Linked DNA regions of Mus musculus: region 1 is linked to region 2. Evidence: chromatin loops called from intact Hi-C (ENCODE). Cell type or tissue: left cerebral cortex. All regions are shown on one strand. Each heading gives the region's core, and the rest is flanking DNA. Links, peaks and the distances in the headings are about the cores only.

Region 1 (15,846 bases), core at 4,681-12,680, 81 kb after region 2:
CCATGGCCTCTCACAGTGCCGAGCCTCAGCTGCTCTGTGTGACCCCTTCATGCCTTCAAAACCAGTACCACCTGGGTGACCCTTACACATTACCAAGTCCCACTGCAGCAGGAGTACAACCTTGGCTATCTCTGGAACACAGCCTCTTTGTGCTTTCAGAAAACACTTCCCAGAAGATGTCACCTCAACGATGCTGGTCTCTTCTTAATACCGCTAATTTCTTAGCTCCAGCTAACCAGCATCAATAGTCCCAGTAATGAAAAGTTTTTGCTTTAGTAGTTCTGGTATCTTGTTAATCACAGCTGATTCTTCAGCCCCAGCTAACCAGAACTACAGAATCTTCACAATCAAAACAGCAATGGCCCTGAAAAGAGTCTTTAATCTTCCCTCTGAAATTTCACAACCCAGGCCTCCATCCTCTGCACTGTTCTCAACATTATCTTCCAAGCTCCTACAAAACATTCGACAGAGCTCTTAACACTGAATGGATCTTCTGGCCCAAAATTCCAAAGTCCTTCCACAGTCCTCCCCAAAACATGGCCAGGCTGTCACAGGAATACCCCACTCCTGGTACCAATTTGTCTTAGTCAGGGTTTCTATTCCTGCACAAACATCATGACCAAGAAGCAAGTTGGGGAGGAAAGGGTTTATTCGGCTTACAATTCCATACTGCTGTTTATCACCAAGGAAGTCAGGACTGGAACTCAAGCAGGTCAGGAAGCAGGAGCTGATGCAGAGGCAATGGAGGGATATTCTTTACTGGCTTGCTTCCCCTGGCTTGCTCAGCCTGCTCTCTTATAGAACCAAGACTGCCAGCCCAGAGATGGTCCCACCCACAAGGGGCCTTTCCCCCTTGATCACTAATTGAGAAAATGCCTGACAGTTGTATCTCATGGAGGCATTTCCTCAAATGAAGCTCCTTACTCTGTGATAACTCCAGCTGTGTCAAGTTGACTCAAAACTAGCCAATACAGTACCTCTGTGCAAGTCTGTTGTCTGGCCACTACAGAGTTCAGAAACACAGGGCAAGAAGTGGAAGTGCTGAGGTCAGGTATAGTTAGACTGTGAAATGTCTCCCAGAGGCTCATGGCTTTGGTCCTGGTGATGCTGTTTGGGAAGGTTATAGGATCCTCAGCATGCATGCGGGGCCTCAATGGAGGAGGTGGCTCTGTAGGAACCAGACTTGACATTTAATAGCTTGGCCTCACTTCCTGTCCACTCTTGGTGTGGCCATTTTTTACCTCCCACTACCCTGCCTTCCCAACTGTGGTGAACCACACCCCTTATTAAGCTATAACCCCTCCCACCCTTAAGTTTGTTCTTGGCCGGTATCTGGTCACAGCAGGAAAAGAGTAAGTTACCGGGCTATTGGTTATCATGAGAGGACTCTTCTCCTAAACCCTGTCCCACTATGCTTCACTTGTGTACTGTGACTCTGGAAGCAGGGTAGGGGTGGGGCAGGGCAGAGGTGGGGAGGTCCTCTCATAGGGAGAAGTATATCAGAGCTCAGCCAACCTGCTGCAGCTTGATGAAGCCTTCCAGGACCTGAAGAGGATCCTCTGGCCAACAGACTCAAGCTTCTCCGTATTTGCAGTCTCCACAGACTTCCTAGGTCTTCAGCAGTGTGATGTAAATAAGACACTTGACCAGTGAGTCTCACCTATGGCTCACGACCCCTCTGGAGGCGAAGGATCCTTTCGCTGTGTCATCTGTGCGTCAGATGTTTACAATTCATAACAGTAGCAAAAATCACAGTTATGAAGTAGCAATGAAGAACGTTTTATGGTTGGGGGGGTCACCACAACATGAGGAACTATACAAAGGGGGTCTCAACATTAGAAAGGTTGGGCAGCCTTGCTCTAGATCAAGGTGTGAGGGGGGCTGGCAGATACCTGGCCATCTCAGAAGCACGATTCCCGGTGAAGTTCTACTATGTCTATGGAGAAAGGGCCCCATGTGACCAGCTTCTACAGGGAGCTAGCTGTTCACTCTGCTCTGTGATGCCCATTGCTGTACCATTAATAGCTGGGCACTCTGTGACGTCAGATGTCAGGATGTCTATGGAGAGCAGGTGTGTCTTTCGTAGACCATGTGGGGCCTTTTCTTCTGGCACCGTGGTCAGTTCATCCATAGGTCTTTTGGTTGTAAGGAGGTTGGGTGGGGGCCCCACAGAGCCCTTCCTGCTGCCTGGCTCAGAAAGACTTGTCTTCTGAAGAGGGGGATTTCTGAGGGGCATTCATGAGGAATAAGACTATTTTTTTAGGGAGTGGTTAAACTTGTGACCCACAACATTGTTTGTTCCCAAATGTCTTGTGTCACTAATTGTTTCTTCCCTTCCCGTACACCTCTGGCCTTGCCGATTTTCCCAGGTCTAGTGTGGATGGCCACTTTTCTTGTACTCTTGGGTCGGTCGGGTTCCCAAGGCAAGCGTCCAGGTGTCCCATTGCCATTCCAATAGCAGGAAGCAGCAGTCCCAGCGCCAGCACTGGCACCATGCTGTGTGCTGTAGAGGGGAGCCACAGACTGTTACCAAGTCTTCCCTGAGTTGGTGTGACTGCTAGAAGCCAGCTTTTGGAAGGTCTTGTAGAGCATGCTGGGATTTCTGAATTTTATCTTGTGACCTTAGAAGGATTTTAACCCAGTAGTAAAGTAACCAGATTTGCATTTCAGATAGGCATATTTTATTTTATTTTATTTTCCTGGAAATAAAGTCAGATTCAGTTCAGGGTAGCCCTGAGGATGATTTGTAGAAGAGATAGAGAATTTTAAAGAATTTTTTTTTTTAAATGGCAGAACTTTGGCAGATGAGTGAGGGAGCCCAAGCCCCAGGGATGATGGCGGTGGGGTGGAGGCAACCTCTTCTGAAGTGGGGGAGAGAGGGCAGATGCAGAGCCTTGGTGGCAGAAAGGACCAGCGTGCACTGTGATGGTGGCTGAGACCTCCTGTGTCTGCAGTGGAGCAGGGGCTTGTGTGGTTTCCAGCCCCATGAGCTGTGGGGTAGGGAGAGGAGACCCTGGAGATTTCCCCATCTTACCTAGCACTTAGGCCCACCCATTCATTCTTCAGCCTGCATAGTTGGCCCTGTAGGCTCAGGCTGCTGGGCAAGCATCGGGTCCTGCCCAGCTCAGCTCAGGCTTCTGCCTCTGTCTGTCCAGGCCCAGAAGTTCCCAGGAGCCAAGGGTAGTTTGAGAGAGGCACTCAGCTTCCTGGTACAATCCTTTCATTCTGTAGAGCAAAGGTAGTGAGGACGGGTGAAGGAGACGCTTCCACGGGAAAGAATCAAAGGACAACTCCAAACAGAAACTAGAACAAACTGTGAATGTTCCTGCCTTGGGACCTGAAAAGACCTTGATCTGAGCTACTTCCAGTTTCTCCCAGATGAAGAAAATGTCCTGTTATTAAGGAGGAGTGTCCCTTCTTCCTGAGTCCCCAGTCTCTGACAATACTGATGTCTCTGCTCTGTGACTATGACCTGCCATCATCACAGAGATTTCTGAGACACGCTCTCAAGTATGTCCTTTATCCAAAAATACTTCAAATCAGCTTTTCCTTTTTCTTTGAAGGGAGCGATTAACCACACACTGATAAATTGCCATGAACTGAGGCTAGCAGCCTCAACAAGGGGCAATTAACTAGCACAGAGGGAACCGGGCCTGAAGGTTCCTAAGCTCGTGCGCTGAAGGGCAGCTGTGACTGGGTATTTCTGACTTCTCAGTGCACCCACCCACAGCCTACAGCAGGATCGGTAATCAGACATTGTGGGCTGGAGAGAGAAACACCAGCGTGGACATTTTCACTTAAGAACACTTCATATGTGCTTCTCTCTCCAACCCCCAGAAGGAAAATAGATACCTTGTTCTTCGCAGCTTTCATTAGAAGGACCACTCCAGAACTACAGCCCAGGAAGTATGGCACCGAGTCCTTCTGCTTCTTAGACAGGCTTTCCAAAAATAAGAAAAGTTATATATTCCTGGAATCGAATGGGGATCTGTGTGTCCACCCACTAGGGAAGACACAGTTCCTCGGCGTCCTGAGGAATGGTGGAAAGAAACGGGCTTGCTCTGGTAAGATGCGGTTCTGGAAGGAAAAAAAAACCTAGCAGAGGTAGAACCAGGTAGCAGGGCGATCGAGGCGGTCATTAAAGTTCATCGTTCCGGCATCTGACCGCACATTCCTACTGTTCTGAGTTTTCTCCCTTCTCACTCACCGCAGACAGAGGAAACAGGTTCTTAATTAAGGGAATGGCCCAGAATAGAATCTCCACCGCCCTGTGGTGGATGCAGCGCAACCCCATCTGCATATGTGGCAGATGCTTTCAGCTTCCACAATTCAATCTGGGGTGTAGTGCTTACCTTAACTGTCAACTTGACAGTTGTAGAACCACCTGAGAAAGGATCTCAATGAGGAATTGTCTACCTTGGGTTGGCCTGTGCGTATCTCTGTAGATAATTGCCTTTGTTAATTAATACAAGGAGACCCAATCCACTGTGGGCGATACCATTCCCTAGGCAGGGGATCCCTGATATGATGTGAGAGTGAGGCATTTGAGCTGAGCACAAGGAAGCGAACACACATTCGTTTCTCTTTGCTCTTGACTGTGGATAGAATCAACTATTTCAATTGTGAGCTAAAGTAAGCCTTTTCTCTCATAAGTTGGTGTTTTGTTTTGTTTTTTGTTTTTTCTACCTCCAAGGGCAAGCCTAGGTACCCACATGGTGTAAGGAGAGAACTCCTGCGAGGTGTCCTCTGACCCTACATGCCTGCCATGGTATATGTGTACACCCGCAATAAATAAATAATAAATAATAACCCATAACCTGCTGCATGTCCCTCACATTCCCTTATTCACTGTGATCATAAGAGCAGCACCTCTATCCTGTCTCTCCAGTCACCTAGTGTAAGGGCCAGTTTTCTACCTGCAGCCATTAGGCATTCTCTTGATATGTTTTAGTTAGAGTGCTTGTGGCTGCAAGTAACACAAAATATGACTACGGTGCTTAAACGGATACCATTAATCTTACTGTGCAAAGTTTCTTTCGCTGGCACTGTGTGGTGATTTGAATAAGAACAGCCCTCATACTCTCATGTATTTGAATGCCGAGTCATCAGAGAGGGGCACTATTTGAGGAGGATTAGAAAGATCAGGGGGTGTGGCCTTGTTAGAGGAAGTGTGTCACTGGGGGTGGGCTTGGAGGTTTCAAAAGCCCACACCAGGCCCAACACCGCTCTCTGCCTATGGATCAGGATGTGACTCTCAGCTACTGTTCCAGCTCCATGCATGCCATGTGCTCCCTGCCACGAGGACAGTAAACTAACCCTCAACAGCTGCAAGCAAGCTCCCAACTAAATACTTTCTTCTTTAAGTGTTGTCTTGGTCAGGGTGTCTCTTCACAGCAATATGACAATGACTAAAACAGAGGTGTGTGTGTGTGTGTGTGTGTGTGTGTGTGTGTGTGTGTGTAAGAGAGACAGAGAGACAGACAGAGAGACAGAGAGACAGAGAGAGAACGCATAGATAGCCCAGGCTGGCCTCAAGTTTGTCATCCTCTTGCCTTTGACCTCTGAGTGCTAGGATTGCAGATGTACATCACTAGCTATAGCTGCTGTATTGATAAGAGACGGTGGTGGAGGCAAGAGTGGAAGTGTGACCCATTAGGGATTGATAGTACAAGCCCAGGTCAGAGATGACAGTGGCCTGGATCAGGACAGCAGTGACAGCATCACAAACTGGCCAGATTGGAAATATGTTGTGACGGAGGACCAAGCTAACGCTTCCTTCCAGGAGCTTTGCCTTGGTCTCGGTGCCTCCTCGCAGCAGCAGAACAGAGCCTGAGACACCCTGCTTCCGCTCTGAGAGATTGGTGCCTTTTCTTTTGTTTGTTTTTCCTTTTTTTTTTTTGGTCTTTCTTCTCAAGCTCTAGCCATCCTGCATCCATGGAAGCAAGCAGGAGGCAGAGGTGGGCCAGCACTTTTCTGAATAAAAAACAAACCAGTGCTAGACATCTTCTTTGGCTCTCTTGCAAGCCCTGGGTGCCCAGCCTTTCATTCCAAAACAAACAGAATAAAGAATAAAGTCGGTTGCCATGATGAACCTGACCAACCCCATCACTCCTCACCATTCCAGACAACGGTGAGATTCCGTTAAGCTAGTAGAAAAGAAAGCACTCAGGTTTTAATAGATAAGCAACAGAGTTCAGATCTTCAGGAGCCACCTCACCCCCAAATAGCCACACAAGAGGTCAAGCATTCTTGCTTTTCATAAATGATGACAGTTTTGATTAAAATGATTGTAACTTTAGAAACTTTATAAAATGACCTCAGAATTAAAAACAACAACAACATACCAAAAATACTTGGCAATATATTTCAGAAAACCCTGTATTAAATGTTCTTCTATCTGTAAGTCTCACTTAGGAAACTGTAAGGAAATATTGGTGGCATGGTGTAGCTACTACAGGGATATTCTTGCCCGGTCAAAGTAAGAAGCAAACAAGCAAACATAAGGAACCTGGTTAACGGGACGAGGTGACGCACGTCTTTAATCCCAGCGCTCGGGATGCAGAGGCAGACAGATCTCTGTGAGTTCCACGTTAGTCAAGGCTATATAGTGAGACCCCATATTTAAAAAATAAAAAGAAGGGCTCAGCCGTTAAGAGCACTGACTGCTCTTCCAAAGGTCCTGAGTTCAAATCCCAGCAATCACTTGGTGGCTCACAACCATCCATAAGGAGATCTGATGCCCTCTTCTGGAGTGTCTGAAGACAGCTACAGTGTACTTACACATAATAAATAAATAAATTTTAAAAAATAAAAAGAAAGAAAGGAAAAAGAAAATTGATTAAATAGCCTCGTGCGTCCTTCAGGATAATATTGTGCGGCGCTGAAGATAATCTAGTAGAAGGTCATACAAATGCTTGAAGTATTAATGCCATATTATTAATTTCAGAATTGGCTATGAGGTGAGATCTGCAGTGTCATTTAAAAGAAGTGATGAATGCATGTATACATATAGAAATATGTCAGAACTTTATTGGCTAGAGCTCTTCTTTAGGTGATGAAACCGTAGGTTTTAAAAGCATCCTTTTCTGGGGCTACTGAGATGGCTCAGCAGGTAAGGCGCTTGCCCACGCATATCCTCCTGAGTTTGATCCCCGAGACCCATGTCAAAGTGCAGAGAGAAACTGCCACAGGCTATCCTCCAACAGACACAATAATAGCAAAAAATTAAAACAGTATTTTTCTATGCTTGCACACATATATGCTTTTTAATATAATAAGGTAGAAATATTAGAAGGCTTTAGACCCAGAGGTGGTCTCCACTGGATGATAACTTCCTGGGTCTTCCGCTCCTGCCTCGGCTCTCCCGGTAGCGTTCTCCCGGCCTGCTCACGGGCTTTGGATCACATCCAGGTTTTCATTATTGTGGATAATTCTGGGATTATGATCACTGCATTGAAGGCCCCCTTTTTTCATATCCTCAATTATTTTCTCTGTGGTTTCCCGGGAGCTCTATCACTGTGTCGGTAGGTATGAGTATTTTTGTCACTCACAATATGTACTTCCAAATTGCTTCTCAGTGGGGCTGTACCAAAACACGGACCAAGACCAGAACGAACTTGCCAGCACCCGGGTTTAGGATTGTGTTTAGCCTGTGCTAATTTTACAGGCAAAGAATGGCACCTCATTATTTTTGCTTCAAATTTCCAGCCAGGCTGTACAACCCTAGTTATATGCTGTTTATTTGCTGTATTTTGCTCATGAATCTCACCACTTATTTATTGGCATTTTTTATATTTTCCTTTTCATCGTGTGTGAACTCTGTCAAGCAGTAATGGTCCTTTTTTGTGTTATCCTCTCCCGGCTGAGGACAGTTCCCTGGCTGCTGTTTCCCTTCTGAGTGGGGATTTGCTTTTTGTTTGTTTGTTTCTTTTGTTTTGTTTTTTGTCTTTGTTTTTTGTTTTTTCTCCATTTAAAAGCTTTGAATTATTGCATCTTCAAACCTGTCACTTCTATGACTTTCTTTCATGTCTTCCAAGCTGTGGATTGATAAATGCTTGATTCTGATTGCACCCAGGACTGATTTCCAAAGTTGGTCTTTTTCATAACTGCCTTTTAATTCATCAGGGGCTCGGCACACTTGCCTCCTACTCACTGTGGCTGAATAACTTCTACATTCACCGGCTGTTTGCCTTCTGCCCTGAGCTCAGTTTCCTTTAGTTGACAAGACATAGTTCTCAGGGCTCATTCCGCTCTGTCCTGTATCAACTGGTAATGTATAGGTTTTGTTTGTTTAGGTTTTTGTTGTTGTTGTTGGTTTTGCTGCTGTTGTTTTCTGGGGAGTTGTTTTTGCTTTTTGAGATAGAGTCTCACACTATAGTCCAGGCTTAGAATTCATTGTGTAGCCAAGGCTTGGTGGCTTTCAACTCTGAGTAGTCCTCCTGCCTCAGCTTCTCAAGTGCTGAGATTATGGCATGAGCCACCGTGCTCAGCTTATAAAACATTTTAAATGAGCATTTCCTGAAACTGTATCTGAGACACTATATGCATGCAGTACCTGAAGAGGCCAGAAGAGGGCACCAGAACACCCAGAACTGGAGTTGTGAACTCCCTTGTGGCTGCTGGGAACCAAAGCCCTGCAGTCTACAAGGTCACTAAGTGCTCTCAAAGCTAAGCCATCTCTGGCCGCACTCTTCTTTCTTGTTACTTTAAAGCTTTTCTTTCCCCCTGAAATTTCCTTTTTACTTTGTGTCTGTTTGAATATGAGCAAAATCCTTTACAGACTTAGAGTTCCGGAGCTCACAGCATGCCTGTGCCTGTTCTCTGCCCGGGGCAGGGTGTCGGAGTTTTCCAGGAGAGGCAGGGCCTCTCCCCATCGTGGTCCCTCTAAGAGGGAGTGGCATTATCCATCCGTCCCCAATTAGTCTCATGTGCCTAAGCAGCAGAGATGGTTTTCCTCTGACAGCTTTGGAGTGGTCAGGTTTGAAGCCTTGTGTCTGTGGCTTGGTTAGTGGGTCTGTGGAGGGAGGGGGGCGGGGTGCAGCACAGGCTGGAATAGGAAGTGTGCCCTTTTCTCCTCATATGGGGTTCTGTCTGCTGGGGTCCAGAAAGCAGGCTCAGAGGAGAGAGCCTGTGTTCACACATAAATGAGCATATAACAGAGCCTCCAGAATTGTCAGGGTCTGGCAGCCTGCTGGCTTTTCCTGTTTCTCATTGTTGCCATTTTAGCCTTCTTAGATATACAATACCAGCATTATCTTTAAGTAATTCAATGGTCTAATGGTATACTGCTAATTAAACTCTTGCCTGTCAGTGACTCTGAGCCAGTAACTGGTGTGATTACCCTGTGACTTTAGGATTTTAAAAAAGATTCTCTGAGCGCTTACTTTAGATTATGTGTATGTGTGTGTCTGTGTGGGGAGGGTTATGTACTTAAGTGCAGTGCACAGAGATTCCAGAAAAAGGAGTTAGGTCTACTGGAGCTGAAGTTACAGGTGGTTGTGAGCCATCTGACCTGGGAACGAGGAACCAAATTCAGGCCCTCTACAAGAGCGCTGTGTTCTCTTAACTATTGAGCCCTCTCCCTAATCCTGACTTTAGGATTTTTAAGTTATAGAAATATAGGGCTGGAGAGATGGCTCAGTGTTTAAGAGCACTGACTGCTCTTCTAGGGGTCCTGAGTTCAATTCCCAGCAACCCCATGGTGGCTCACAACCATCTGTAATGGGACTTGATGCCCTCTTCTGGTGTGTCTGAAAACAGCAACAGTGTACTCACATACATAAAACAAATAAATAAATAAATCCTTTTAGAAATATAGCAATATTAAAACATTTTAAAAATAGAGAACGTAGGATAATAAACTGTGTATCAGCCAGATGTCTGTTAATTGTGTTGGTTGGTTTTCTCGTTGCTGTGACAAATGCAACCTAAAGAAGGGTTTCTTTTGGCTCCTGCTTTGAAGGTGTAGTCCCTCGGGGTAAGGAAGACAGGAAGTGGCTGGCTTGGTCCCACTGCGTCTGTAGACAAGAAGCAGGGAGATGAACGCTGGCCCTCAGCTCTTATTGCCTCCCCTTAGCATCCCCAGATCTCAGCCCATAGGATTGGGTCTACGCTCAGGGTGTGTCCTCCTCCTGTATGCTCAGAGTGTGTCCTCCTTGGTAACACCTCTTTGGAAGACTATAAAGAAGTGCGCCTCCAAGGTGATTGCAAATCTAATCAAGCTGACTGCGAAGATTAACCACCACTTTAACATTTTATCATGCTTCGCCTTTCTTGCTGAAGCATTTCAGAGTAAATTGTGTGATAATTAAAGATCTAATCATAGGCTGTTTATGGCATTTTGCTGTCTGGTACCTAAAGCCTTCCCCCTAACATTTTAGGTGTCTGTTCTTTTGTTGCTACTGCTGTTCTGCCGTGGTGGTGGCGGCGTCAGTGTGACGGGGCCTCATTGTTCATAAAGCAGGCTGCCCTACACCTCTTTTTGTGGCATGAGCTGGCTTTGAACTTTCAATTCTCTCAGCGCAGCCTCCCAAGTTCTGGAGTTGCAGGTGTGCACATGGCAGCCGGCAGCTGGCCTTCTTTCCCTTTCCCCTGGCATGGCTTCCTCCTGTGATGTCTTTGTCTTAGTTACTGTGAATCAGAGGATTTTAAATTCGTGCTTCCTCTCAGTTACTGCATCCAGCTAGCCACAGGAACTCTGAGACTGGTTCCAGTCTGACCATGATCGGTGGTGTTTATTGGAAAAAGGAATTTCTTATCTTATTTCCTTTGAATGGCAGAATTTTTCTGCCATTTGTACAGAATTTATAGGCTTAACGTGGATACAAAATAATAAAGGTAGGTACTGGATATGGCCACGAATAAGATTAAAGTAAGTCCTAATAACTGTTCCATATGTTCAGTTTGCAGAGAAGTTCCAGGAGGTAAGAGAAGCTGCCAGGCTAGCCAGAGACAAGTCCCAGGAGAAAACCGAGACCTCCAGCAATCATTCCCAAGTAAGTAAGTCATTTGTCCCCGAGATGCATCTGAGTGTGATCAGTAATTGAGATTCCTTACTCCTTGTCACTTCTGGCAAGAAATGGGTAATTTTAGCAGCAGGATATTCTGAAGGAATTTTTTTTCTTTCAACTATTAGCCTGCTCTCGGTGAGATACAAGTGACATGTGTTCATGAGACTTGGAATGTCTCAGGTGTGGTACTGTATTTTTGAGGAAAGCCACTGATGCAATCGGAGTCACCTGGTCCTGGCCCATGAAGAACTTCTGCAGTCACTGTGTTTAAAGGTCAGGGTGTGGCTTTGTGGCACAGCACTCACTTAGCCTGCTCAAGGCCAGGATTTGGTATGGGGCTTGGTTAGCGCACAAAGTTTGCGGTAAGACATATCATGCTCCATCAGGGTTGGTGATTTCTTGAACTCTAGCAGCCTGGAGGACAGGCAGTGTTTACATGTGTGTTCACGGATCATTTGGAAGTCCGTAGCAGGATGTTCCTGCTCACTAGGGAAATGTTTGTTACGGGAGAGCTCCAAGCCTCTCCCTGTCTGAACAGAAGGCAGATAGAGGATGGTGTCCCCTCAGTTCTAAGTCTGAGAGATCCTGCTTTGCCAGGGTTTGAGTAGTCTGTCTGTCTGTCTGCTTAAAAGCATGACAATGATGGCTATAAAGGACCCATTTTTAACCTGAAATAAAAAGAAAAAGGCACCAGCATACCTGATGTCTTTGTTGATAAGAAAAGGCTTAATCATCGTGGAGGTAGGAATGGGGACGGACAGGGGACTCCAGGAGCAGGACTGGGATTTGGTCGAGAATGATGGTTGAGCCAAACAGCCTGGATGTCTGTCTGTCCTGCATACCTGTGCATCAGGGATGGAGATAAGTCTGGAGACACTGTGAGGTCTGGGAGTCTTCGTTATTTATCATCCAGCTCATTAACCAGGCGGTCAGTAGCCTTCGGAGTTATTATAGGACATGAGTAAGAGGTGTAGGTACTGAGGAAGGACGTGTCCCATAAGGCTGCAGGGGCTGGGGGTGGGGAGGATAGCTTAGCCTGGGTTGCTGTGTCAGAAAGAGGTCAGCTCCAATGAGAGAACCAGGAAGACTGGGTATCTGAAACAGTCATGTCCGACACTCAGGACTGGGCTCAGCAGGGGCCCCCGGGAAGGAGAAACCCCAGTGTGACACCCAGAGGCGGAGCAGAGTCACAGAGGGTGCCAGCCACCGGGACCTGCATTTGCCAGCAGACTTGGAGGCTGGGATGATTGGCACAGGCAGACCTAGGTCTCTAGACTTATACACCCACTGGGCTTGCCATAGAGAATCCAGGAGGAGCTATAGATTGAATATATGCTAGGCTTCTGGTGGATGGGAACTTTAACTACTCCCTGATCCAAGTGACAGCTTGATTTACTGTGATAATTATTGAGTAATCACATGAGATCTTGAAATGGAAATGTGGGTAGGAACTCATTTTTTTTTTCATTTTTAAAAAATCTGCTGTATGTTTGTGTGTGTGTGTGTGTGTGTGTGTGTGTGTGTGTGTGTGTGTGTGTGTCTGCATGTCATGTACTGGGGACGGTGCCTGAGGAGGCCAATAGCCTCAGGTCCCCTGGGGCTGGAATTGCAGGCTGTGATAAATCACCTGATAGAAATCACAGATGCTAGCAATTGAACCGGGCTCCTCTGGGAGAGGAATATGCATGCTTTGTCGTTGTTGTTGTTTATTTTTTTGTTCTTGGGACAAGGTTTCTCTGTGTAGCCCTGGTTGTCCTGGAACTTGCTATGTAGACCAGGCTGGCCTTGAACTCTGAGATCCCCTGCCTCTGCCCCCTGAGAGCTAGGGCTAAAGGCCTGCTGTACCACTGTCTGGCTGTAATAGGCACTCTTAACCACTGAGTAATCTCTCCAGCCCGCACCCCATAATGGGCATTTTTAAACGGTCGATTCACTCTGCAGAAATGGTTCCTGACAAAGAGAGTTCTAATACACTGCCTTTTCCTGAGTACCACATTTTGTTTGTGATAGCTTTATACTTTTTTTTTTTTTTTTTTTTTTTTTTTTTTTTTGGTTTTTCGAGACAGGGTTTCTCTGTATAGCCCTGGCTGTCCTGGAACTCACTTTGTAGACCAGGCTGGCCTTGAACTCAGAAATCTGCCTGCCTCTGCCTCCCGAGTGCTGGGATTAAAGGCGTGTGCCACCACGCCCAGCTAGATATCTTTATACTTAAATACCTTCATTTATCTAGAAAGTTTTGCTTTATTATTTTTATATTTTTTATTAGGTATTTTCCTCATTTACATTTCTAATGCTATCCCAAAAGTCCCCCATACCCTCCCCCCCACTCCCCTACCCACCCACTCCCACTTTTTGGCCCTGGCGTTCCCCTGTACTGGGGCATATAAAGTTTGCATGACCAATGGGCCTCTCTTTCCAGTGATGGCCGACTAGGCCATCTTTTGATACATATGCAGCTAGAGCCAAGAGCTCCGGGGTACTGGTTAGTTCATAATGTTGTTCCACCTACAGGGTTGCAGATCTCTTTAGCTCCTTGGGTACTTTCTCTTCTAGCTCCTCCATTGGGGTCCCTGTGACCCATCCAATAGCTGACTGTGAGCATCTACTTCTGTGTTTGCTAGGCCCCGGCGTAGTCTCGAAAGTTTTGCTTTATGATTATCTTGTTGGATAAGCGTACCTAAGACATTAGAAACGAGGTTTTGTCTCCTAGGCTTTAGTATATACTCTGACGTGTGAGTGTGTTTTCCTTTTCCTGAACCATCCATCCACTGAGTCTTTCCAATGAATGAACACTCTGACCACCTTTTCCAAATAGTTGAAAATCTGAAAACCTAAACACCCAAATTACAAAAACACTTATTGTAGGTTGTGTGTGTGTGAGAGAGAGACAGAGAGACAGAGAGAGGGAATAAAAGAAATACAACATAGCAGACTGGAAAGAAAGAAAGAAAGAAAGAGAGAGAGAGAGAGAGAGAGAGAGAGAGAGAGAGAGAGAAAGAGAAAGAGAGAGAGAGAGAGAGAGAAAGAAAGAAGAAAGACAGACAGACAGACAGACCCACCTGCCTTTTGGCTAGGATGCAGCCAAATATTGCCTGACAAGCACAAGGCCCTGGGTTCAAGCCCCGGGGCTGGAAACCAAGCACAGAATACATTCCATATCAACCACGAGATGGGCTGGTAGTTTGTTACATATGTCAGGTACTTTTTTATTATTACTCCTTTTAACCTTTTAAGAAAATATTTTGAGAGTTGTGACCATTTCCTCCTGGTTTCCAGTATTCCCTTTCAAACCTGCTATAAACTAGAATATGCCCAAGTAATATTCCAGTTTCACCAAGGCTCATTCCTTTGACTCCTTACCGTTTGAGATGGCTGTGTCTTTTCTACTTTTTTTCACTGACATAAATACCATGGTAATGAGTGTTCCTGCCCATCTTTGAGCATTGATTGCTTCTCTGCAGGATAAATTCTGGAAATGGAAACATGGTTGAGGTGTGGGCATTTAAAGTGCTGAGGTGCTCTGTGCTCTTAGCCCACAGCGATGTTCAATGCCGACTCCCACCAGCAGTGAGTAAGGGCTTTGCTTCCCACAGCTCACTAAGAAAATTTGTTGGTTTGACAGATGAAAAGTGTGTCTTCATTGGATCTTCCCATTTTTAGTGACATTAAATGGTTTTCTTTTCTTTCTTTCTTTCTTTCTTTTTTTTTTTTTTTTTTTTTTTGGTGTTTTGAGACAGGGTTTCTCTGTATAGCCCTGACTGTCCTGGAACTCACTCTGTAGACCAGGCTAGCCTCAAACTCAGAAATCCACCTGCCTCATGCCTCCCGAGTGCTGGGATTAAAGGCGTGCGCCACCACGCCCGGCCGACATTAAATGTTTTTATGCTAATTGATTATGTACATTTCTTCTTTTGTAGTTATCAATAGTCTTTCTTTACTTTTTGAAAGAGTAAAATATTCATATGTTGATTTCTAAGGGCTTTACAAGTTTTAATATAGTATTAACTATATAATAATATTTTTATTAATTCTTGGAGAATTTCACACAATGTATGCCTCCCATGTCCACCCCACCTCCCCTTCCAACTTCTGTTCTTTTCTTTTCTTCCTTTCTTCCTCCCCCCACCCCACCAAGTTTGGTCCATGCTGCCGTTAGACTCTTGGGTGTGAGACTGTGCACAGGAGCATGGCTGACCCACCAGGGACTAAGAATTGAGTCTTCCTCTCCCAGAAGGCATCAGCTCTCAGTAGCTCTTCAGTTAGGGGTGACAGCTCTTGAGCCCCACCCTCCATGCTAGAATATTCCTGGCTGAACCATGTGCAAGGCTTGTCCAGGCAGCCTCAGCTGTTGGCTTTGCATACTTTCTAATATGTGAAAAATTTAAACATATACTATATAATTATAGAATAGACTATGTAGTGAACTTCCATGACCAGTTGTTTTATTGTGGCCGCTACACCTACTCCCTATCCCATGTTTTAAAGGCATTCCAGGGTATCTGCATACATCCAAAATTATTTTTAAAAGAGAGGATTCTTGGGCCAGTGAGATGGCTCCCAGGCGAGAGCCCTGGCCATGAACACCCAGTGACCTAAATGACATAAGATCAGTCCAAGGAACATGCGGTGGAAGAAGAGAATAGACTCCTGGAAGTTGTTCTCTGACCTCCACATACATGCATGCACATGCGTGCACGCGCGCACACACACATATGTAAATAAAATCATTTTAATTTTTTAAAAGTGACTCAAGATTTTCAACATGGAAAAGGTCTTTAAATTTTACGTTTAATGCCTGCTGCATATATTTTCCCCAGGTTTCAGTTCGTGTTTTAGT
Region 2 (15,846 bases), core at 2,802-10,801:
GTATATTTTATTTATTTTTTTTGAGAATTTCATACATATACACAATGTGCTTCAGTTATCCACCTCCCTTCCAACTCTGTCTAAGACTCTCAATCTCCCTCCCAACTTCCTGCCTTTTTTTTTTTTCTTACTGAGTCCACTTAGTGCTGCCTGTATTCACAAAGGCAAAGGGTGTCCATCTACTAGACTCTGGTCACTAGATCATGGACAAACAGCCAGGGACCCCATCTCTGAGGAAATCTGACGCTCCACCCCCCAAAAGCTTGATCCCTTCTTGTTCCTTCTCCCAGGAGACAGAGTGACCTTTTAACAATGAAGACCAGATCATGGCATTTCCAGCACATCAGTGGCTTCTCAGTGTGCTTGGATGAATCACAGATTCTCAGCCATGCCCCAGGTCCCGCACACCTCCCTCACCTGTCTGTGCTTTGCTAGACTTCCCTTATTCTAGCCACACTGACTGATCCCCTTCTGGGTTTTCACTCACCTAATTCTATGTCACTCTAGAGCCTTTGCAGTTTTCTCTGCCTGGGACCTCTTGGGCCACACACTTCCTGATTGAAGACTCTTAGTCTTCAAATGTCCTAAATGCCTCTTTAAAGAGGCCATTCCTCACTAACCTAGCTTAGAGCCTTCAGTCACTCAGTCACAACTTTATATCTTAGTGGTCAATTGGTTCGAGCATTCTTTGAAGTCTTCTAGATATGTGGCAGAAGGACTGTGGCCTATTTTCCTGAGCACTGTATCCCTAATACCTCTCATGGTACCAGGTACACAGTAGATGAACAATATTTGTTGAAGGAATGATTGCTTTTCTATTTTTACACATGTGGTCTAATAGCTTTTATAGTAATTAATAATTTTCCATTAATTCATGACTCTAATGGGATATTTATTTCATATGAAATTGAGTGAATTGGACTTTCATGTTTGGAAACAATGTATCAGTCTCTGTATCAGTGACATAGACACCCAGCTCACTAATGATAACATTATATCTATATGCTCCAGCTTAATTTTGCTGTTGAAAGAAAAGATAAATAAATAGATAGATAGATAGATAGATAGATAGATAGATAGATAGATAGATAGATAGATTACAGGTTTCAAATCAATTTAGTAGGCTCTGAGCAGGGCTGCTTTTAGAAATGGCCTAGAATTAAAACTGTCAGAATGTACTTCAGGTAAGAGGAGAAGAATTTTCCTGTATAACTTTTTTCCTTTCAATGTACGTAAAATCATAGAGAGTGCAAGTGTCCAGTTGTAGTAAAATATATTTCTTACCTGGTTTCAGTCTAAAAAACGTTGTTGACTTCAGTGGCTGGATGTAGGAGACATGCAAAAATGTTTAAATGAGCAGATCTTCTTGATAAATCTCTTGTTCTAGTGTGCAGCTGCCTAACATATATGCAGGACTGATTTTGTGTGTGTGTGTGTGTGTGTGTGTGTGTGTGTGAGAGAGAGAGAGAGAGAGAGAGAGAGAGACAGACAGACAGACAGACAGACAGACAGACAGCAGACACAGAGAGACAGACAGAGAGACAGACAGGATGTGTCAAGTTATCATAGTTAGTTCTCTTCTTCTACCATGTTCCAGGGATTGAACTCATGTCCTCAGGAGTGGCAAAAAGTGCCCTTATATGCTGGGCTATCTCATCATCCTATTTATATTTTTAAATAAATATTTTATTTCAGATAATTTTAGACTTTGGCGGAAAGTTTTAAACATAGTATAGAAAGCCAGATGTGGCACATGCACCTTTCATCTCCGTACTTGGGAAGCAGAAACAGACAGATATCCGTGAGTTAGAGACCAGCTTGGTGTACATACTAAGTTCCTGTACAGCCAGAGCTTCATAATGAGATTCTGTTTTAAAAACAAACAAATGAACAAACGAACAAACAAACAAAAATCAGAAATCATATAGAATGTTCCCATAGTCCCTTCTCCCAACCATCCTCTTATATTTATTGTTGTTTTAAGTTTTATTTACCTCTATTTTATATGCATTAGTGTTTTGCCTGCATGCATGTCTTTGTGAGTGTCAGATCTTAGACAGTTTTAAGCTGCTATGGGAGTGCTAGGATTTGAACCCAGGACCTCTGGAATAGCAGTCAGCACCCTTAACCACATTTCTTTAGCCTTTGTTTTTGTTTTTAAGGCAGGGGTTTTACTATTTAGCTCTGGCTGTCTTGAAAAACTTACTGTGTAAGGCTGATCTTGAACTCAAAGATTTGAATGCCTCTGACACCTGAGTGCTTGGATTAAAGGGATAAGGTATTTTGGCTGCCCAGTTTCCCCTTTTAACATCTTATATTACCACGAGACCTTTGTTATTTAAGTAAGGGATCAACAGGGTTACATTATTAACAAACTCTAGATTTGTAAGTTTTAGATTTTTTTTTAAGTTGTATTTATTTTTTGTGGGGGCAGGGAGGCTTGCATGCCTTGGTGTACATGGGAGGTCAGAACACATGTGTAGAGTAAGAGTTCTCTCCTGTTTACGTGTTTTTGGAGACTGAATGTCAGTTTCCAGGTCTGTTTAGCAACCACCTCTACCCAATGAGTCATCTGGACAACTCAAGATTTAATCAGGTTTTCTCCTTTCAGGATCTAATCTAGATACCATATTGGTAGTTGCCACATTCCATAGTCTCCTCTGGTCTTGGTAGCTCTCCCATCTTCTCTTGTACATGATGACCATGACAGCTTTGAGAATTGGCCAGGCATTTACAAACGGTTTCTCACATTAACACTGCCTGTAGTACTTCTCATGAACAGACTGGTGTTATGGATTCGGAGGGAAATACCACATAAGTGAAGGCCCTCTTTGTCATACCCTCTCAAAAGAAGTATATAACGTCCACGAGACATCACTGGTGATAGTAACCTTGGCTAGTCTTGTGGTTAAGACAGCAGCTGCCAGGGGCTTTCACTATCGAGGAACTGTTCCACTTTCCATATCTTATTCTTTGGAATCAAGTCACTAAGTTCTGCCTATCCTTATGTGGAGCATAGGAGATGGTGATGGTAGTTTAAACCATCCTACATATATTTATTTTATACATCTCACCATTGTTGTATATCCTTTTGGGGGGCGGCAGGAGTGAAAGTCTCACTCTTCAGCCCTGATTGGCCTGGATCTTCCTGCCTCTGCCTCTGAGTGGCTGGGATTGCAAGCACATGCCACCATGCCTGGAACATCTGTATCCTTTGACACCGTCTATACCAAGTCAGGTTGGTTTGTTTCTGTTTGTTTAGGGAGAACATCTCACAGCATAGCCCAGACTGACCTTGGACTTGTAGTGATCTTCCTTAGCCTCCTTAGTGCTGGGATTACAGCTGGAATTCTGTCGTTTGGGGCCATGTTCTTCTTAATATTATTTTTTTTGGAAAGACAGGATGCTTTAAGTGAAGCTGGCAAGGTGGCTCAGTGGGTAAAGTTCAATACCCAGAACTCACAGCAGAAGGGAAGGACTTCCTAAAGCTGTCTACACCATGTGCACCATAGCATGAATATCTGCACTTGAACAAAGCATGCACACACAATAAGTACTTCTACTACCGCTACTGCTACTACTACAACTAGTAGTAGTCATAACTTTAAAGATGTCTCAGAGGCTCAACTTACCTTTTTCCTGCCTCGCATCTCCAGAAGCTAGCCCTTGAGAGCAAGAAGCCAGCAAGTTATGGAGTACTACTAGCTTGCTAGGCACAGAGTCTGCATGGTGCTTCTTTGCCCAGGAGTCTCTGGCGAGCTAGTAGGCACGAGGGAGCTGCTCTGTTTCCATTTGTTGTGACACTAGTAGTGGAGCTCAGGGCTTTGGGGATGCAGGCAAGCATGCTGCCACTGAGCTGCAGCCGTCCCTTCATTTCCTTACTTTACTGACTTGGCTATAGCTTGCTGACAAGCTCTTCAAGGTTATCTGATCTGGTCCAGTTAGGACGCAGAATCCTCAGCCCAAGGTCTGTGCCCAGTGATCACCAGATCTGATACCCGCACAGAATGACAAATGTTCTGAGTCCCTGAGCTTATGGTGGTCAGAGTGTGGCCTCCAGCCTTCAGAAGCAGCACTCGCCCTATTTCCAACTACAGCTTTGTCTAACACTCTGTTTTTAAAATTTTTTCCCAACTCCTATGTTTATGGTTTTTTTTTCTTATTACTCTTACAGTTTCCATTCCCTCCATTCCTCCATTCCTCCTGACCTCTCCTCTCCCCGAGAACCACCCTTTCTCCATTTTTCTTCAGAAAAAGAATATCCCTAGGAGTAGGGATATCAACCGAACACAGCAAAGCAAGGTAAAATAGGACTGAGCACAAACCCTTATATCAAGGCTGGATGAGGCAACCCAGTAGGAGGATAAGGGTCCCAAGAGCAGGCAAAAGACACCCCCCCACACACTGTTAGGAGTCCTACAAGAACACCAAGCTACACAATTATAACATATATGCAGAGACCCTAGTTCAGACTCATACAGGATCTGATTGTCCCTTCAGTGTCTGTGAGCTCCATGAACCTTGCTTAGTTGATTCTGTGGGCTGTGTTCTCCTGATATCTTTGACCCTTCTGGCTCCCACAATCCTTTCTCCCTGTCTTCTTATGGGGTTCCCCTGGCTCTGCCTAGTGTTTGGCTGTAATTCTTCTGTTTCTTTTCTTTTCTTTTTCTTTTTTTAAGATTTATTTAGTTTTATGTATGTGAGTACACTGTAGCTGTACTGATGATGGTTGTGAGCCATCATGTGGCTGCTGGAATTTGAATTCAGTTGAGCCTGCTCAACTCTGTATTTATTATTATATCTAAGTACACTGTAGCTGTCTTTAGACAGTACCAGAAGAGTGTGTCAGATCTCATTATCAGATGATTGTAAGCCACCATGTGGTTGCTGAGATTTGAACTCAGGAACGTCAGAAGAGCAGTCAGAGCTCTTAATGGTTGAGCCATCTCTCTAGCCCCAATTCTTCTGTTTCTAATTTTACTTCTCTCCTATCTGTTCTCTCCTGCATGCTCACTAGGTGTCCTTGCTTCCTCAGAGGCTCTCCAGGTAAATCTTGCCCCAGCCTTTCCTGCCTGAGGCAAAACCTCTTCCCTTCTCCAGGACTAGTTCATCTATTAGGCTCAGATCACACTCTCCCCTGTTTTCTCCAAGACCACGGTCTTTCTTTCTCAGCTTTGTCCTCACCACCGGCACCTTTTATACCCAGCTAACTGGCCTATGTAGACTCTCTCTAGCCTGGCCTTAGCCACGGGCACAGAGTCTCTTCCTTTCAGCCTTCTCCATTGTCAACTAGGGTATTGATCACAGGGAGGAGTGATGCTCCACAGTAAGTGTTTGCCAGCAAGACCTCTAACTGGGAAGTGAATGCCCATCTCTTGGGAAGAGTCCAAGATGATGAGAGAGTGCAGTGAAGATGACTCGAGAAAATGAGACGGAGTAGGGAGCCATCAGAGAGAACTGCCCGGGAAGCCTTGGGTTGAAGGAGAGGAGAAGAGTAGCAGAGTCCACTTTCTCCACACCCCTCTTCCTAGAGTAGCTTGGAGAAGGTGAAGAAAGCACATCCCTTCCCAGACCTTGAGTTTGATCCACCCTTCCTCTCTCTCTTCCCTCAGAGCCTTCTACACAGAGGACAGCCAATTTAACCACAGAGCACTGGCTGCGATTCACCACCCCACCTGCTTGGCCTCATTGCATCCTGCCAAGGTGATGTGGGTGCACCCTGTCTATCTGAGGAGCAAAGAGATGGACCTCCCAGCCAGGGCTTGAACACCACTGGGCTCCTTTGCTCAGAGTCTTGTTTTCCATACCCCTAACACACATTTGCTGGCTCCTGCTTTTGATCCTCCTACTTCTGGCTTCTTTCTGGGACTTTACCAGTGACCCCTTCCCTTCAGCACCTTGGCACAGCCCTGGTCTTTGGAATTCAGCTTGTGTTAGAAGAACTTCCTCTGGGGCTGACTGTTCATTAGTCTTGGCTCTAAACAGAGTCACCTGTGTGCACAGATCCTGACCAATTTTGTATAGATAGGGCTTGGTCTGTTTACTTATTCATTCAACAAATATTGGTGGAAGACTTTGAATTCCCATTGTAGGTAGTAGAGGTTACAATTATGGGCAAAAAGCCACATCTTTCTAAGAGTTTGCAGGTGTGTCTGGAATATTAAACCAATAATTTTACACGAGATACTACTAACAGTAAGTGCAAGGAAGAAAAATGGACCGGAACAATGCCATCCACGGCCTTCGGTTAAGCCCCTAAGGGACGCGACAGTGTAACAGTGATCTGAAGCACATGTAGGAATGAAGGGGAAAAAAATCTTCCCAGACAGAAAGAAGAGCACGTGGGTAGGCTGAGAGAATGGCCAGCTGGCTGGAGTGCGGCGAGCAAGGGCAAAGTGAGAGGGCTGGAGGTGGTAGTGGACTGGCCAGGCTCATCCCAAGGACAGTGGGAGGGGAGCCTCAGATCAACTTGTATTTCAGAAATTACTGACCACCGTTTAGAAATGGGGTGGGTGCTCTTGTGAGGTGAAGGAGCTAGGTAGCTAGTCACAGTGGCCTGAAGGGAAATGAGGGCAGGGGCACGGTGGTGGCCCTATTCCAGTTGCTTGTCCTTGCCTTCTCCTCCCAGTCCCTGTCTGTCCAGAGATGCCAGGCTTGTGTGGGCAATGTGTGCTCAGCCGAAGACAATCCCGTGGAAGGCCCAGTGTGGGGTGATGGTTAGGTTGGCTCCAGTGCTGGCCTTTGGTAGGGAATCATAGCCAAGCTTAAGGAAGCCTCTCAAATTTTGCCAACTCGCTATGCTGAGGGTGTGCGTTTCTGTCTTTACCCAGGGAAGAGTTCAGGGAACCTGCTTTGGGCTACAGAATCCTCCTTGCCATCTTACCCTCCAGGATTTTAAGGCCACTCAGCCAGACAGGTGGGCAGGAAGACGAAGGTGGGCATTAAATGGGGTGGGGAGCAAATCGTGGTCCTGCCCATCTCAGACTCTGGAGACGTGAGATCTAATCTGAGACTGTGACCTTGGTCACATCATTTCTCCTCCCTGGGGGGCTTCGGTTCCCTCATCTGCAAACTAAAGGTGGCCAAAAAGTCCCTGCCAGCTGCGACTTCAAGTCCAGCAGGTGGGACATCCCGTCCGAGGCGCGGCGCCAAGCTTGGCAGGGCGCGCGGGTGCGGGGTCGACACAGGAGAGGAGGGGGCTGCTGGAAGAAGCGGCGACTGCGCGGCAGCGCGGGGGACGCTGCACACGCTGCCGCGCCCCCAGCTCCAGGCGGGCGGCGGCGGCCCGGGGGCCACGAGGTTACGTAAGGAGCGGGCGGGAGGGACCGGCGGCTCCGCCCGAGCGCGGCCGCCCAGCCCCCGGCCGCCCAGCCCCCGCCCTCCCGCCCGCCCGCGCCTGGCGGCGGCCCCGACACCGGCAGAGCAGCCGCGCAGCCGGCGGAATGGAACGGCGCCGGGGCTGAGCCGGGCGCACTCGGGCCGCCGCATGTGCCGCGCGGGGAGCAGCTGCCGAGCGGGCGGAGAGCGAACGCCAGGGGCCCCGTCGGAGCGGCCGCACGAGCAGCGCCGGAGATGGGGTGAGTGAGCTCGCGGAGCGCCCGCGAGGGGCTACGGGCCGCCGGTCGCGTGCTGCGGCGGGAGCTCGGGGCGCCCCCGGCCTGGGCGCGGACTTTGCGCCTGGAGCCCACGGCCCTTCCCGTCTCAGCCAGCCGGGCGCGGAGACACCTGGCGGGGACCCGCACCCGGGCTGGTCTCGGCGCCTCGGCCATTCCGCGGTCTCCTTGCCCCTAGCGCGAGCAACTCCAGGGCCTGGGTTTGTGAGTGTGAAAAGCAGTTTGCCTTTCTTCACGGCTGCATTTACAGCCAGCGACATAGAAATCGAAGTTTTCCTGGAAAGGAAACACACCCAATAATAACCCTTCAGCGTAGGAATAGTGGACTTGTAGGCAGCGTTGAGATGCGACAATCTGTTAGGCACCTAGGTGAGGCTCCAGATGCTTGGGAGGGAAGTTGGAGCACTCAGTTGAAGTGACTAATGCTCCTGAGTATATAAAGTAATTTTAAAAGCAGGATTGATTTCTCTTCGGCGTCTCTCCGAGCAGTAGGCGCTGTGAGTCAGGAGCCACTGTGCTAATAACACAGTAACTCTTTACATCTGCTCGCCGATGTGAGCGCACACTCATGGTGTTTCAGTCTCTATGCGAGATATGGTTTGTGTGCTTGCTCTCCACAAGAGGAAACTGAGGCCGGTTTAGTTGGGAGACTTCTCCCAGCTTGAACAGCTGATACATTTGTAAAAGGGGAATACTTAGTGTGTGGTTGCTCACCGGCAGAAGCTAGGCCACTGCCTGACTGGCCATGAGGATGGTTAAGGACATCAGAGGTCTGTCTTCTGCTGCTGAGCCCAGTGTTCTTCAAACAGCCTTTCATGGGGCCCAGAGGCCTCTGCTGTGTAGGTGGTCTAGAGAACTAGCTTCCCTTTGGGGATGGGTGCCATGGGAAGAGTCATGATCGCCCTGGTGGCCCCACCAGCCCCTATGGGGCAGTGGCTTTACTGTGCTTAGCTCCAGACAAGCCTCAGGAGTGGCTTTCTCCGTGGAGCTGGTAGAGTTTTGGAGGGAGCAGAGGCAAGCAAGGTAGAGCTCCGGGTAGGAGAGCAGATGGCTGTGGACGCCAAGATGGAACAAGGGGGACAGAGGGCCCATCGGAAGTTTGCTTAGGAATATTGATGCCTATCCAAGAGACTTATGTTGGACGACTGGGAGGCCAGAGATAGACAGTCATCCTACCCAGAAGGCAGATTTTTGTAACATTTTCAGCCATCTCTCAGCAGATATGAAAGAACTCATCTTTGAGCAGAAGGAATCTTTGAGACGCTCAGGTTTCATAGTTAAAAAACAAAAGCTTTGGGAAGGAGTTGGCACACGTGGAAGGTAAAAGGACCTGGTGATTTTAACTCTTCCTCTGCCCCTCCCCCTCGGGTGACACAAAACCAGTGAGCCTACTTGCAAATCAGAAACAAATACTGAAACTCTGGGGTTAAAATAGGTCTGTGGGAATGAAAACATTTACTCATAAAAGCTCAAAGAAAATTCCAGAAAATAATTTTTGTTTGTGTAAAAGCAGGGAGGAGTAGCTTGGGCATTTTGTTTAAACGCAGCACATGTCTTTCATGTCATTTTAACATCACTCAATAAATGGGTATTACTCACTTCTTGTAGCGAATGGCTGGTTTGTAGCTCTTACCTCTCCCTGCCATTTTACCATATATTTTCTTCTGTAGTTTATGTGACTGTACAAGCCATGGTTATAAACTGAGATGGGGCTAAAGGCTGGATAAATAGTTTAGACGGAGGAGGTGGATGGAGGGAGCCATTTTAATAAAAGATAGAACCACTGCCATCCTTTCTGGGAGTTGTACAGGATGAGCATGGGAGGGAAGCACCAACAAGAAGCAGCCTGTGGCAGACCTGGCTAGAGTTTTGTCAGACCTCCTCAGGGCTCTGCAGTGTAGACAGATGAGACATGGGTTTAAGGAAATAAAAACCAACTGCCTGAGTGGTTTCCTTTCTTTGGTGAGGCTCTATTCCCCCTTAGGTGTCTACTGCCCTTTTCCTTCTGCGAAGTGTTCTGCATTAAGTATGTGCTATCTCCAGTGTTTGCTCCCGTTCCCTCCCTGAGGCAGCTGTTTTCAACTGGCTCCTTTCAGATGTTGCTCGCCCTTTTTGTCCATGCTTCTGGCTCCTCTTTCTTGGACCAAGTGGCAGTTACAGACCAAAGGAACCTCTCCCTCCATCTTCCTGCCCTTCCTACAGCAAGAAGGAAGCTTATAGTAAGAATTTTGGTTTCTTTACAAAACACAGAAATATTGTAAGAATGTTTTCGTTTTAATCCCAGGTGTGGGATACGGGGCTCCTTCAGACTGTCCACAGCAGCTGATTGTGATTTGCCTTGTCCTCTGGCAGGGGTGTGATTTTGCCTGCAGTAGATAGTCTCTGCGATTGTCTGACTATTGGCATTTTGGGGACTTTTCAGAGGGTATAAATGCTAGAGCCCCAAGAGGGTGTGGGTTGTTGGTTGGTAGCAGGTTGTTAAGTAGTCATGTGCAAAGAAGAAACATCAAGAGGAAATTAGATATTCTGGTGGTGAAGATCAAACTTGCCCCCAAGGAACTTGATGTCCCTAACCATTAGGAAATAGTCTAACAATAATGTTACCCGCTTTCCCCTCCATCCTTTTTTCTCTCCTATCTAGTGTTAGGAGGTTGAAAGGTGGAAAAAGAATGGAGAAGGATGGAAGAAAGAAGAACCCACAAAGTAGCCAAAGTCGGATATATTAGCTGTTACTCTTTCCTGCCTGTTTGTTGATGGCCCGACAGCTCTCTACTGATGTAGACTCTGCCCAGACCCTTTCACCTTCTGGGAAGATTGCTTTCTTTCTTTCTTATCTTCCCCTCAGCATCAGGTCAGAAGCACACTCTAGCTCGGCACTGTCCCATAGAACTCTCTGCAGCACTGGGAATGTGCTGTAGCCTTAAGGTCAGTTATCAGCCACTTGAGGCTACGGGGCACTTTAATGCACCTACTGTGACTCAGGGTGTGACTTGAGTAGCAGCGTGTAGCTAGTGGCTGTTCCGCTTCCTGATCCTGCATACCTGTCCTGCTTCTGGTCCATCTCCTTGTCCCTCTGACAACATCTCACAGATAGTGCATTTGTCCTCCATACTCTAGTCTGGCCTCTGCCTTCACCCCAGCATAGTAGCTTCTAGATGCCAGCCCCTCTCTTCTCCCACCCCTCCTCGGTGTTCCTCACTGGAGGCCTGCCCTTCTCCTTGCGAGCTCCCCTCTTAGCCCCTCTCAGCTCCTCTGACATCACACCCATCTGCCTTTCCTTTCCCTTGGTTCTGAGGCTCAGTGTTCCCACTGGTTGCTCCATTGTCTGACTCCCAGTGGTGGCTATGCTCAGGAGCTGCTCCTGGTCCCCTTTCTGGGTCACCACTCTTTTTCCAGGTCATGTTATCCAATTCCTCAACTTACCCTCATCACCAACAGGGCTTTAAACATCACTGCCTATATATCATCAACCCTACATTTTTATTTCTGAGAAAGGCCTGTGCTTCTAGTTCGTCCATCTCTGGGGTTCTTGCTGTTGCTGCCGGAGTTCACCTTCCCTCTGTCATCCCACCCAGTCAGTGGCCCCACTGCCCTTCTGATAATTTGCCAAGAGTCATACCTGGTTCTCCCCACCTCCCTACCCACCTCCACCCCCTCCCGCCTCCCCAATCCCATATCTAGGCTGTCATTGGCCCTGTGAGTTCTACTTCTCAAATAGGTCTGGAGCATGCTCACTCCACACAGTAACCACAGTGCTGGCTCTAGTCCTGCCCATCACTGCCTTCCTCTTGGAAAAATAAACTTTTCAACCCACCCCCAGCTTCCACACTGGGTTACTGCCAGTCTAGTCTTTTCCTAGGAGCCAAGTGACTAGCTTTTAAGATTGCAAATCAGATCTTGTCACTCTCCTGTCTCAACACTCTTCATGGGACAAAGGCTCGGGCTTCTTTCTACCTTATCTCCAGTGTCACCAGTCACTCTGCAGGGCCACCTACCACATTCTGAAGATTCCTGGCCTCCTTTATGGAGGACCCCTTCGTCCCACCTCTCCCCACCTTTCCTAAGGTCCACTTTCTTCCTTTCTACATCAGTACAAGAGCACATCCTAGCTCAGCACTATCTGATAGAATTCTCTGCAGTACTGGGAATGTGTTCATCCATATTCCTGGGGCCTTGGATGCCTGAAATCCTTGTACCCTGGCTTTGCAGACATCTTCTGCCCTCCTTCATACACTGACATCAGGATCAGTCTTTCCGGCCACCACCCCAAGAGGACTGCTTCCCAGGACTCTCAGAGCCCCGCCTGTGTAGACTGCAGGCCCTTGCCATAGCACAGCTGTGATTACCTGGGCTTTGTTGACTTGTTTATACTCCATCATCCTTAACTATTCCAGGAAGATGGGACCCACCTTTTCACCATTGCACCCCAACTCGTGGCACAGTTTCCTCACAGGCCTGCCATACATATTTTCTGATTGGGTTACTATCTGCATGGTGGGAGCCTTGCTCAGGTGCCAGGAGGAAAAGGGTGATGTTTTTTGGACCTTCTATATGATTTCCTTAAGTGGGGAGTCACAGGGCCAAGAGAGAGGGATGGTTTGGATGCAGTTTTGTTTTAATGCTAAGCCATTTGGTTTTTATTGTGATGTGAGTTAATTTTTCAGGCCAGGTGCTGTCACCGATCTATAAATCATCTTGCCATCTATAAAAGGCCAACAGAAAAGGCAGCCTATTGGCTGTTGCAACTTTAGCTGATTTTTGTCGGTGTTCACAAATAAGGTCTACTGTTTCACTGGCCGCCTGCATTTCGCACTTGCTTGCTTTGTTCAGCCACGGGTTACTCGCAGTGGACGGATGCCACTGTCACTGGATCCGGCTGGCTGCCTCTCGTCTGTGATCTATACTGCTTAACTCTTCGGATGTGCTTTCCCACCTCGGAACCACACTGTGCTCTTTGACAAGTTATGGACCTTTACGTTGGGTTCTGAGTTACCATAGAGTCCGTCAGGGACTGGGGAGTCAGCTCACTGGTTAAGAGCCCCGGCTGCTCTTCCAGAGAACACAGGTTTAATTCCTAGTGCCCACATGGTGGCTCACATTCGTCAGCCCTGGGGGATCAACCGGCCTCTTCTAGCCCCTGTGGGCACCAGGCACACACTGGTGTGTAGATGCACATGCAGACAAAACATCCATTGCATAAAACTAAATTTAAAGATGCTTTAAAATAAGCTTACTTTCTCCTGGCCCAGTGTTTTGTTTGTTTGTTTTTTTTTGTTTGTTTTTTGTTTGTTTGTTGTTGTTCAACTTCACTAAACTTAGTTTGAACCCTTCATCTGTGAGACATCTGTCCAGTGCTGTTGGGGACCCAGAGATGAGCAGAGCCACTAGTTAATTCCTGCTTTTGTGGGGTTTTATATATATTAAAAAGGAGACAAGCCACGTATGCTGGTGCTTGCTTTGTGCTTAACTGCTGTGAGAGTAAACAAAATGTTGTGGTTGAAGGGTATAAAGGTGATGGGGGGGTCCATACATTTGGGGAAATTGGGGAATATGTCTCGCTGGAGAGGTACCAAAAGACTCTAGTTCATTTAAATAGCAATCTCCTTCAGTATCTGTATTGGGAAAAGGCAGAGAGTTTGGAAGGAACTAGATGCCAAATGCATAGATATCAGCCAAATAAGTAATCAGGTATGGACAAATATTCTTTGGGTTGTTTTTGTTTTATTTATAAAATCCCGCTTATTAGACACCCTCAAAAGTAAGGGAATGGGTTCAAAGATGCTGTGGCAGAAGAGATTCTAAATAACCAGTAGGAAGGCCTCGTTGAGAAGGGGGCTTACAGACCCAACGGAAGCAAAGCAAGCCCCAGAGGGAGCAGAGGGACGAGTATTCTTGGTGGAGTCGACAGCAAGTGCAAAGGCTCTGAGACAGGGGCATGCCCAGCATGTTATCAATCAGTGAAGAAGTCCAGGGGTCGATCAAGGCGAGAGGAAGAGTGATGAAGAGGTGAAGAGTCAGCAGGTAGCAGGGGCTGGACCAAGTGTCTGGAGTCACTTCTATTTTGGGAAATACCATCATGCATGCTGGAAGCCTCTTGCCGTTCTTAACCTTGAGGGTAATTAGGACTGGGTTGAGGTCCCATCTGTAGCTTGTGTACAATCCCCTGCAGAAGGGCTTGGAGCAGGGCAGATGATTTGCTTTTCTGAGGGCTCAGTGGTGTGGACATTACCATGCTCTTCTGTAATGCCTCAGTCAAATGTGTGGTCACTCTTGGCACCCTCGCCCCAGAGCTCATTCATTGTGTTCTTCCTAGCTCAGTCTTTGTGTGTGTGTGTGTGTGTGTGTGTGTGTGTGTGTGTGTGTGTTTGTGTGTCTGGCTGTTTGGCTGTCTCTTGTGGTTTGAGACAGTGTCTTACTAAATCCAGACCTCACCATTGCAGTTAGCTTGGTTGGCCAGTGGACCCCTGGGATCCACCCATCTCCCCAGGCACATTGTAGACACTCACTACATCCAGCTTTTATGTGGGTCTTGGGATCTGAACTCAGGTCCTCATTGCCCCTGCAGCAGCACTGTCCCACGGGCCACCTCCACAGCCGCTGACAGCTCTACAGCCCCATCCTCGTGGTCCTTGTGCTCCCTCCACCCGTTCTCATCTACTATTTGTTTTTTGTTCTTGTTTGTCAACAAAATGAAGATAGCTCTGCTTCTTGTTCTAATTATAAAGATATTGTATTTTCGTATCAAGGAGTAAGAACGAAGAAGGAAGTGAAAATGACTTTACATCCCATGTCTCAGGGATAACCTTCGCCAGCAGTTGGTTACCAGCCTTTGCAGACTCTTCGTGTGTATGTGACGATGTGTCTAGATGTATATCTACAAAGGGAAATATATTTTTAACAAGATGAAATCATTCTGCATATCTGTTTTCTAACATAACTTTTACAACCAAAAAAAAAAAAAGTCTTGAGTGGACATCTTCTTCTGCCAATAATTATAAAAATACGCCATCATTTAAATCTACACCTAATTCTAAGTTGTCATTTTGCCAAATCTGATACATTTTTTTGTAAACCTGCTAAGAGCAAGGCAGAGTATTTTAAAAATGTCTTTCCAACAGTTCCTTAAGGCAGTTGTTGGCTTTAAATGAATTACCAGGGAAAAAAAGAATGGCAGAAGAGCCCAAGATCACAATTAGCGTTGAGTAATTTGGGGAGCCTGTGTAATTTTGGGTGAGTCACTGCTTCTTAGTGAACCGTGGAGAGAACATTAAGGACGTGTCTGTCATCGTTGCTAAGGGTGGGTGGTGGACGGAGACCCACTCACTGTTCTTCGTCGTTTAGATATATGGGGCAAAGTAATTCTGCTTTAAGACTCAGACAGGATAGTTCTTTGGGAGCAAAAGCACCTGTGTCCCATTTAGAAATCCTCTTTGTGCTTCAAAGAACCGTTGTCCTTCCTCTCTCTTCAAAGAAAATTCCCCTGAGGAGAGGACTGACAGGGTGCACATGCAGGGGGACATTATATTCCTTGCTTTAGGTATAAGACAGTTTTTTAAACATAAAAAACAAGCACCAGGGCTGGGATGTAGCGCAGTGATAGAATACTCGCCAAGGATGCTCAAGGCCAGGGTACCATCTCCACATCCCAGGGTACCATCTCCAGTATCATAGAACACGCATGCGTACACAAGAATAAACAGGTAAATTCAACAGTGGCTCCTCAGCTTGGACCATTTCCAACTTCCAGAGGACGACTTCTCCTTGGCTAGTCGGGTGGGCATAGAAACTTATCCTTTGACAAGAAAAGAACTTCCTTCTGCTTTGTCAAATGTAAAGCAAAGAGCACCACACAGTGTGTTTACAATGGAGAAAAGGGTTCTCAGAACACCAGAGTCCCTGGGGCATGGTCCCTGACCTCATAGGGCTTCAGAGTTACATTTTGCTTAATGGATTGAACAGAGAGATGTGCGGTGAGGAGCTGGAGCAGAAAGCGCCATGTGTTGTTTTTGACTCCCTGGCCTCATAAGCGCTGCTCTGCTGTGTTCCTGCATCTTCTAGGTGTTGGGTGCGGGCACTCCCAGGCATATTTATAAGTTTGGAGGTGAAAGTTGGCATTATGCATGCGTCTCCCAGCGAGCGAGCGAGCGAGCGAGCGAGGTGTGTTCTGTGTGGGACGAGGCAGGATGGAAGCCTCTTTGAAAGCACTATGAAGTCTCCAGATCTTCTGCCACCG

What was found. A loop is a pair of places that touch in the nucleus more often than their neighbours do. Peaks named below come from ENCODE experiments on the same cell type or tissue, not always from the same donor. Only the 100,000 strongest peaks of a DNase experiment are listed, where the experiment ranks them.
Region 1: it touches region 2 in a loop (2.2-fold over the local background); 5 of 42 quality-filtered maps call a loop at or near these places.

What each region holds. Positions count from the first base shown.
Region 1 is chr7:81,619,400-81,635,245 of GRCm38, reverse strand. It overlaps Homer2 (homer scaffolding protein 2), which reads left to right. Exons shown (of 9, transcript NM_001164086.1): 4 at 10,902-10,994. Among named protein-coding and RNA genes, the nearest start is that of Gm51279, 14 kb to the right of the region's middle. In left cerebral cortex, for the core only: CTCF peaks have their summits at 6,751 (motif pointing left) and 8,567 (motif pointing right); no DNase peak of the experiment used is centred there.
Region 2 is chr7:81,698,490-81,714,335 of GRCm38, reverse strand. It overlaps Homer2 (homer scaffolding protein 2), which reads left to right and starts at 7,411. Exons shown (of 9, transcript NM_001164086.1): 1 at 7,411-7,577. The coding sequence starts at 7,573. It overlaps Gm32579 (a long non-coding RNA gene), which reads left to right. Exons shown (of 2, transcript XR_391652.2): 2 at 5,613-6,184. In left cerebral cortex, for the core only: CTCF peaks have their summits at 7,554 and 7,770; DNase peaks (open chromatin) are centred at 7,177, 7,552 and 8,018; H3K4me3 peaks cover 2,219 bases; H3K27ac peaks cover 1,756 bases.